3 separate regions of the Homo sapiens genome follow, and all the other regions are linked to region 2. Evidence: chromatin contacts called from ENCODE Hi-C data. All regions are on one chromosome and are shown on one strand. Each heading gives the region's core, a stretch centred on a gene start or an enhancer-like site at or near the end of the contact. The rest is flanking DNA. Distances are from core to core; before and after follow the strand shown. Region 1 holds the start of IER5 (immediate early response 5). Region 2 holds the start of QSOX1 (quiescin sulfhydryl oxidase 1). Region 3 has its middle 16 kb from the start of IER5.

Evidence for each region. Hi-C counts contacts between places; a loop is a spot of excess contacts on that map. Pooled maps may share reads with other maps.
Region 1: a loop to region 2 is called in a map of ascending aorta, with 5 times the contacts of the local background. The contact joins the promoter of IER5 here to the promoter of QSOX1 in region 2. A Hi-C loop is called at or near these places in 2 of 168 maps with a recorded cell type or tissue (ascending aorta and posterior cingulate gyrus) and 7 of 50 pooled maps.
Region 3: a map of CD8-positive, alpha-beta T cell shows a loop between it and region 2 (18-fold over the local background). The contact joins the enhancer-like site here to the promoter of QSOX1 in region 2. A Hi-C loop is called at or near these places in 4 of 168 maps with a recorded cell type or tissue (CD4-positive, alpha-beta T cell, CD8-positive, alpha-beta T cell and naive thymus-derived CD4-positive, alpha-beta T cell), 1 of 37 single-sample maps with no recorded cell type and 11 of 50 pooled maps.

Annotation. Positions count from the first base shown.
Region 1 is chr1:181,087,385-181,090,084 of GRCh38, forward strand. IER5 (immediate early response 5) reads left to right here and starts at 1,316. Exons shown (of 1, transcript NM_016545.5): 1 at 1,316-2,700. The coding sequence starts at 1,519. The coding sequence ends at 2,502. It overlaps LOC124904465 (a long non-coding RNA gene), which reads right to left and starts at 1,117. Exons shown (of 2, transcript XR_007066762.1): 1 at 891-1,117; 2 at 413-486. RefSeq lists silencers at 1,095-1,364, 1,675-1,834, 2,035-2,254 and an enhancer at 2,645-2,700.
Region 2 is chr1:180,153,614-180,156,313 of GRCh38, forward strand. It overlaps QSOX1 (quiescin sulfhydryl oxidase 1), which reads left to right and starts at 1,256. Exons shown (of 12, transcript NM_002826.5): 1 at 1,256-1,559. The coding sequence starts at 1,295. LOC105371636 (a long non-coding RNA gene) reads right to left here and starts at 1,225. Exons shown (of 2, transcript XR_001738314.3): 1 at 386-1,225. RefSeq lists a silencer at 931-1,250 and an enhancer at 1,431-1,530.
Region 3 is chr1:181,103,329-181,106,028 of GRCh38, forward strand. No RefSeq gene overlaps it. Among named protein-coding and RNA genes, the nearest start is that of IER5, 16 kb to the left of the region's middle. RefSeq lists silencers at 1,612-1,671, 1,692-2,181, 2,442-2,491 and an enhancer at 2,025-2,700. Within about 2 kb of position 1,448, at least 29 of the 41 ENCODE cell types and tissues checked have a DNase peak (open chromatin) inside an H3K27ac peak, as active enhancers do; they include CD4-positive, alpha-beta T cell and CD8-positive, alpha-beta T cell, where a contact is called at or near this core.

The sequences.
Region 1 (2,700 bases), core at 66-2,565, 930 kb after region 2:
AAATTCATTGCTTGACCAACCCCGGGGCAGGATCAGGCCCAGGGTTCCACATGGACTCCAAGAAAGCAGTGCTTAGTTTTCTCATTCAGATTGTGGCTGAGAAGTTGTCATTTATCGTCTGTACAATAACGCAGATGTGTATGTGACTTCCCCCTTTTCAGCAGTGGAGACACTGAAGCGGCCTGAGGTTATTTACCCAGAGTCCTCAGGCAGGTCTGTGGTGGAGCTTCGGTGGAACTAACTGGAAGTGACTCCATGTTTCCAGTCCAGGACCCTGGGCAACCCCGTGGTAATTGTGTCCTGATATACTTATAAGGACCAGTAGATGGACTAAGTTGTTGACTGACCAGAAAATTCTGGAACTCCCTAGCACTATATTTTTACCTTGACACGAAATGAAATTATGACATCATCATGGGAACACAGGACTTCTTTCTTTTTATTTTCAGAACTTGCTCGATTTTTCCAAGGGTGGACTGGTCAGTCCTTGTAATGGAAAAATGGAAATGGAAAAAAAAAAGGAAAAAAAAATCATTGTGGAGAACCTGTAACATCTTCCATTTAACTTATTTGATAACTGGGTTTGTTCTAGAATCTAGAGAACAAAGTGAAAGATGCCAGCTTTAGAGGACAACCAATAACTTTGTATCTAGACACGATTCCTTGAAAAGAAGCCAAAAACCTAGGCAAAAACTTTTAGAATCCCCCTTTTCTTTGGGGTTAGAACTGACAGCTGCTAAGAGTGTATGTGACTCTAGCGGGGAAAGCGGCTCATCCAAAAATAATGATTGCCAAATACTTTGCAGTAATACTATTTGTTATCCAGGGGTGTCCTCCGCCGCGTATGGCCACCATCTCTATTTTTGCCAGGGTTGAGGGGGGTCGCTTACAGGTGTGGCCGGCCTGGAAACGGTGGTGTGGCTGGTGAGGGCGGAGTCGATCAGGGAAGGATCAGGACTTTATGGCAGAACAGAGTCCACCACCGTGTTCGGAAGAAAGTTCGAATATTTTGTTCGCTTTGGTTCCGGCAAGCCATCGCACAAGCCAGAATCTGTAACTCCAAACAGTAGCGCTCTCGAGCACCGTCCCGAACATTCACTCCCCACGGGCCTGGTCTGCGGCCGCAAGCCGTCGCCCCCTTTAAGAGCCTGCTCCGCGGGACTAACGTTCGAACGGGCCCTGGCGCCCCTCCTCGGGCTCCGATTGGCCGTGCGCGGCGCACGAGGGCGCGCCGGCCAGCCCCGGAACGGTTGGCGGCCCTTCGTGATTGGCGGTCGAGAAGCCTATATAAGGCGCGGGGCAGCCAGGCTGCCCTGTTTAGCGACCGGACCCGAAACGGGGAAGTTGTCTTGTTTGGAGAGGTTAGTAGAGCAGCGCGCGCGTCACCAGAGTCGTTTCTCTTCGGAGTCTTAGGTGATCGAGGGTGTGCCCAGGGGGCGGACTTGTTTGCGCCTCCCGTTCCCTCCCAATTTCCAAACGTGTCACCCCGGCGCCGACGGCCCTGTGCAGGGGAAGCAGATGGAGTTCAAGCTGGAGGCTCATCGCATCGTCAGCATCTCTCTGGGCAAGATCTACAACTCGCGGGTCCAGCGCGGCGGCATCAAGCTGCATAAGAACCTCCTGGTCTCGCTGGTGCTGCGCAGCGCCCGCCAAGTCTACCTGAGCGACCCGTGCCCCGGCCTCTACCTGGCCGGTCCCGCTGGGACCCCGGCGCCGCCACCGCAGCAGCAGCCCGGGGAGCCGGCGGCCGGGCCACCCGCCGGCTGGGGAGAGCCGCCCCCGCCCGCCGCTCGTGCCTCTTGGCCGGAGACCGAGCCGCAGCCGGAGCGCTCCTCCGTCTCAGACGCGCCGCGGGTAGGGGACGAGGTGCCGGTGGCCACGGTGACTGGAGTCGGGGACGTTTTTCAGGGCGGAGAGGCGGACGCGACGGAAGCTGCCTGGAGCCGCGTGGAGGGGCCGCGCCAGGCGGCGGCCAGAGAAGCCGAGGGTACCGCCGGAGGCTGGGGCGTCTTCCCCGAGGTATCTCGTGCCGCGCGCCGCCCCTGCGGCTGCCCCCTAGGCGGGGAGGACCCGCCGGGTACACCGGCCGCGACCCCCCGCGCTGCCTGCTGCTGCGCGCCGCAACCAGCGGAGGACGAGCCCCCCGCGCCGCCCGCGGTGTGCCCCAGGAAGCGCTGCGCGGCGGGGGTGGGCGGCGGCCCAGCGGGCTGCCCGGCGCCCGGCTCGACCCCGCTCAAGAAGCCCCGCCGGAACTTAGAGCAGCCGCCGAGTGGAGGAGAGGACGACGACGCGGAGGAGATGGAGACCGGGAACGTGGCTAACCTCATCAGCATCTTCGGTTCCAGTTTCTCGGGACTCCTACGGAAAAGCCCCGGGGGCGGCAGAGAGGAAGAGGAGGGAGAGGAGAGCGGTCCGGAAGCCGCCGAGCCCGGGCAGATCTGCTGCGATAAGCCGGTGCTGAGAGACATGAACCCCTGGAGCACAGCCATCGTGGCCTTCTGAGCCCTTGGCCCCCCTGCGGGGAGGAGGTGGAGCAGCGGGCGTCCCCGAAGTGAGGGCCAGGCCCTTCCCGGCTGCGAGGACGCCCAGAGACCGCGGGCGCTGAGCGCGTTGGGCAGACTGGTTGCCTCTGGGCATCGCAAACTGCCCCCGGGCGCATCTGGCTTATCTGGAGACCTGGGAGCTTGAGGCTCATTGGAA
Region 2 (2,700 bases), core at 6-2,505:
ACTCAGTTCTTGCAAATATTAAGGGTAGACCTGTCCCTGATCTTCGTGTGTAAAATAGCACCTCCTCTGCCACTCTATTCTTACCCCAGTCTACATTTCTTCATAACATCGGTCACCATCTGATCTACATTTACTTATGTATCATCTCTTTACCCCCACTGGAATGTAAGTTCCACGTCCCTAGAGTCTATATTTTGTTTACTGCCTTATCCTTATACCTAAACAAGTGCCTGGCATGACACCACTCAGTAAAACTTGAATAAATGAATAACAAATCTAGGCTCAAAGCTCTTACAGGTGAAAGGGGCTAACCTGGCAGTCACAAAGGAAAAATATCACTGTGACAACCGTCTGAGGAGCACCTTCTCCCCTTAAAATAACTCACTCAAAACAGTGGAGCTGCAAAGGTGACCAGAGAAAATCCATTAACACCTTAGTGCCCATGACACCAGGTGAGTTGATCGGGCTACTTGCGAGAGGGACATGTGAGTGAGCGTGGAGAGCTCTGAGTAGGCTGAAGAGCTGGATGTGGGGGATCTGGGCTGCTGGGAACCCCGAATGTTGGAATCGCCCTGACAACCTTATGAGGGTGGTCAGATATGGGTCCTGAGGAAACTGATTCCACGGCAACTGCCCGCCAACCCAGCACACCCCACAGTGAAGAGGGGCTTCTGATCCATGAGTAGGGCCCCTCAAATGATGTTCCCCTTTAGATGGTCATGGTCATCAGCAGGGGTGGGTGCATCGATCCTGTGGGGTCTTGGTGGTCGCAGACCAAGCGTCCCTCTTCTCACATCTAATTCACAACGTCTCATCGCTCCGCGGGAGCCCAGGAACTGCCCTACAACAGCCGAAATCCGGGTCGTCTATTCCAACGGACTCCTCTTCCGTTGGATACGGGGGCCGTGAGAGGCCAAACAACCTCCGCGAGGCTACCCCCGCAGCGACCGCTCGGCGGGCGCTCCATTCCTTTACCGGACTGTACACCTCGCCTCCTGGGGCCTGAGGCGGGAACCCGGGTCGCGCTGCTCCGAGGCCTCGGCGGACCGCGAAAGGATGGCTCACCACCCGGCCAGGGCCAGCCCCTGCAACAAGCTCAGCCCCGCCCGCTCCCGCGCCCAGGAGCGGCCGGCGGGGCGGGGTGGCTGGGCCGGCCTCGGGGGCGGGGGCTCGGGGGCGGGGGCTCAGGGGCGGGGCCACGTGGCTCCTCCTTGCGGGCGGAGGCAGGCGGTGCCGCGGCGCCGGGACCCGACTCATCCGGTGCTTGCGTGTGGTGGTGAGCGCAGCGCCGAGGATGAGGAGGTGCAACAGCGGCTCCGGGCCGCCGCCGTCGCTGCTGCTGCTGCTGCTGTGGCTGCTCGCGGTTCCCGGCGCTAACGCGGCCCCGCGGTCGGCGCTCTATTCGCCTTCCGACCCGCTGACGCTGCTGCAGGCGGACACGGTGCGCGGCGCGGTGCTGGGCTCCCGCAGCGCCTGGGCCGTGGAGTTCTTCGCCTCCTGGTGCGGCCACTGCATCGCCTTCGCCCCGACGTGGAAGGCGCTGGCCGAAGACGTCAAAGGTGAGAAGCGGGGGCGGCCCGCTCCCCCGTGCCCCGCCGCCCGGACCCCTCCACCTGCCCGGTGGGCAGCCTCCTACTCCGGGAGCGCGTCCCTCTTCCAGTCACCTCCGCCCACCTCTTCCTCTCCGCGCATCCCACGCCCACCACCTTCATGTTTCTCAGCTCCATTTTTGCCTCCCGCTCCCTTGCCTTTTCCTCTTGGCCCTCATCCCGAGCTTCTTTCCCTCTCCGCGGCCTGGGCCCCCAGACCTGCCCTGCTCGCCCGGTTCGTCCCCCGCCAGGTTACTGCCTCCTTCCCTGCGAGAGGTCTCCTTTGTTCCTTCCTCCGCATGGTCCGCTGACACCTTACCGTTTCCTGGGCCAGCCTTGTGGCAGTCCTCTTCCTCTCGTCCAGGGACCCATGTCATCTTCCTGCCAGGTTCCCTAGCTGCTGTGGGTCAGTGCTGGGGAGAAAAGGGAACGGACATCCATTTTGCCTCCCTGCCACCTTTCTCCACTCCCTCGACTGGTTGACCAGGTGGTACATAGACTTCCTTTCTCATTTTTGTCTTTGATGTGGGTATGTCCACCTGGCAGTTTTCCTATCTCTGTTCCGGGCCTCTCCTGACCTGCCGCCTCCAGCTCCTTAGCTTCTGGGCCACATCCTTCTCTCTCTTCCCCCGCTCAGACCCTTATATTTTAAACCCATGCACCCAGAGGCCTTTGGTGCGTGTTTGGCTCTTGCTCCATGTTCCCAATCCCTGGTTGGGGCACCAAAACTATATTTCCTGAATTCCAAGACACCATCAACTGTGAGACACACTGTTCATTTTATGACAGCCCAAGGGGTAGAAGGATAGGAAAAAACCACTACATGTATAAAGATTTGAAGGTGAACTCTATTACAGAAATGCTAAAATTTTGAAACACTTAAGACTTAGAGTCGAGGAAATATGGTAATAATAGTAATTAATATTTACGGAGCACCTATCATTTCAGGCACCTTACTAAGTACTCGGCATACATTGTCTCATAGTTTCCTTTCCACAATTTAAAGATTCCTGTGGTGTCACACATCCACCTAATCCAGGTAGTGGGTATTTGGCGGGCAGGAGTGGTATAGTGATAGTGATTTGTTCCTGACTTGCTGCCTCTGAATGGA
Region 3 (2,700 bases), core at 198-2,697, 950 kb after region 2:
GATGCTAGGGACTAGATGTTGTCTGGGGAGACTCTAGTTCTAGTTCAGTCATTCACAATCTGTGTGACTTTCAGCAGGCCTTTTAATCTTTTTGTTTCTTAGCTTCTTCATTTTAAAATAAATCTTGCCAATTCCAACTTACACGGTTACAAATTAAAAATGAGACAACTGTGGAAGTGCTGAACAAAACGCCAGGTGGTGGAGGTGGTAGGAGGGGCGCTTAGCTCCAAGCGAAGACATATTTGTCTTAGTCTGCTCTGGCTGCCATAACAAAATATCACAGAGTGGTTTAAGCAAAAAAATGTATTTCTCATAGTTCCGGAGCCTGGAAATCTGAGATCAGGGTGCCAGCATGGTCAGGTTCTGTTGAGGGCTTTGTTTCTGGCTTGCAGATGGCCGCCTTCTTGCTGTACCCTCACATGGCAGAGGAGAGAGCGAGCTCCTAAAGACCCTATTTCCAGATATAGTCACATTAGGGGTTAGAGCTTCAACACATATGAATTTTGGGGAAGCATATCCATTCCACAGCAATGCTGAAGGAGATTCATCAGCACATAGCCCTTCAGTCCTGTTCCCACCTCCTACAGCTTGCAAATCTGAAGCACCCCACCAACTCCGTATTGCAACTACAGTAATCATGACTTGTATACCAATTTATAGATGTTTCAATAACTAAAGCATTTGTATAACATATCCTATGGCTTACGAAGAATATTTCATACAGTCTAATCTCATTTTCACAACTATCATCTCACAGATGAGAAAAGCAAGGCCCCAATGGCCAGCCCAATCTTATTTCCAGGTCCTTTAACTGTATACCTTCAAACTCTTTAGGCCACACCAAAGTACTCGGTTGTAACCACTTCAAAGAAAACAGGGCTCTAAGAGCTGGTGAAGTCTAAACTCTTCAGTTCCTCCACTGTGACCACAGCTGACCGTCTTTACTTGTTCTATTCGCTCCCATATGAATCCTTTCTTTGTGCTCTAGAATTTTATGGAGTGGAAAATATATATGGAACGAGACAACATTCTTAGAGGAAAGGACTTTACAAATGCGAAGTATTAATATTTTGTTTGATATGGGCACTATTTTCAAAGGACCCTGCATACTTTCTGTGTTTCTTTGGGATGCCCTGCCCACCCAGGACAACTGAAGGAGCCGCTCTGGTTTTAATTGCAGCAATTCACCAGACAGTTTAGAACTTTCTACGTGCCAGGGCCTCTGTCCCCTGCAAAAGCTCACATTCCAAACAAGTCAGGTGTAGGCTCCGCTCCTAGAGAGGGACGGTGTGAACAGAGCTAACTGGGTCGGCCTCTCTCCTTCCGACCTCCTACTCCCCTCCCAACACCTCCTCGCCCAGAACGTCTCAATTCTGACCCAGACACCCTGGGAGGCCGAGAGGCTCCTTTTGGATCTGCAATACACCCTCCTCACCACAACCAACAGACAAAACGCGCGAGTGCCGTGCAAGGTGGAAACCCTTCCCTCCGGGGGGCGATCGCCCCAGTAGGGTGAAGCAGGCCTCTTTGTTCACGGGATGCCTCGCTAGCAAGCCGGCGGCGGGGGCGTTCCCTGGACCGTGAGACCCCGGCTCCCGAGGACGCCTCCCGTGCCGCCGCTTCCCTCAAGCCCAGTGCCGCCAGCGGCCAGAGCTCCGGATTCCTGCCGCCCCCAGCCCACCGGCAAGAGCTGGCTTCATTTTCCCAGTCCCCCTTTCATCTGGCCGCACAGGCAGAGCACCGTCCGCTAAGGTCTCCTCCCATCCCAGCAGGAAGGGCGGGGAGACCCGCGGAGGATTTAAAGGGGCGCGGAGGTCAGGAGGGCTGGGGGCGGCTCCGCGGAGAAAATGGGGCGCGCTCGTCCTCTCCCGCAGCCTCGGCCGCCGCGAAGCTTCCTCCCAGCTCCCGCCTTTCCGGGCCCGGCGGGCCGAGGGGGAAGGGAGGCTTCCTGCGCCGGCGCCCGCGGCTGCCCCAGTGAGGTCCCGCCCGAGAGCAGGCCCAGGCGGGGGCTGGGCGCGCGGCGCGGCGCTGCGGGCTGGAGGGCGGGGGCGGGGCCCGCCGCTTTTAGAGTCACCTCCCGCGCGCCGCGGCCGCCGTTGCCAGGGTGACCGGGGGAGCTCCGTTGTGGGGAGGCGGCCGCGGCGGGTACCGGTGGGCGGAGCTCAGCGGGCGGGGCGGGGCGGGGCGGGGGCGGGGGGAGCTTCCTCGTCGTCATGGGAACGGCGCAGTTATTTCCAGCCCCCGGGCCGTGCCAGTGGCGCGGTGCCAGGATGCGAGAGTATTGCAGGACAGCGGCAATCTGCTGCGACCTGGGACATAACAATGCGCCCCTTCTGCAGCGCTGGGCCCGCCGGCGAGAGGTCTCGCTGGTCTGAGGGGCTGGGGCCGCCCCCGCGCGTCGTGTCTCCTCTCGGCGCTCTTCGGCTCGGAGCCTGGCGGCTCAGCGCGCTCCCGGCTGCACGTGCTGCCCCCGCCGCCGCCCACGCCAGACAAAGCGGGGCCCTCCCGGGCGTGTTTCCTAGGCGCCCCCTTCCCTCGATGAACCCTTTGATTTCTTCCTTCTTCTCTCTCACTTCGTTCCAGCCCCCTCAACTGCCTCCTGGAGCGCCTTTTTTGTGTGCTCGCCATCTCACGTTTGGCCCTCTCTCCAAAGCTCTGCCTTCACGAACGCCTCCATTTGACCTTCCCCCTCCGCCACTC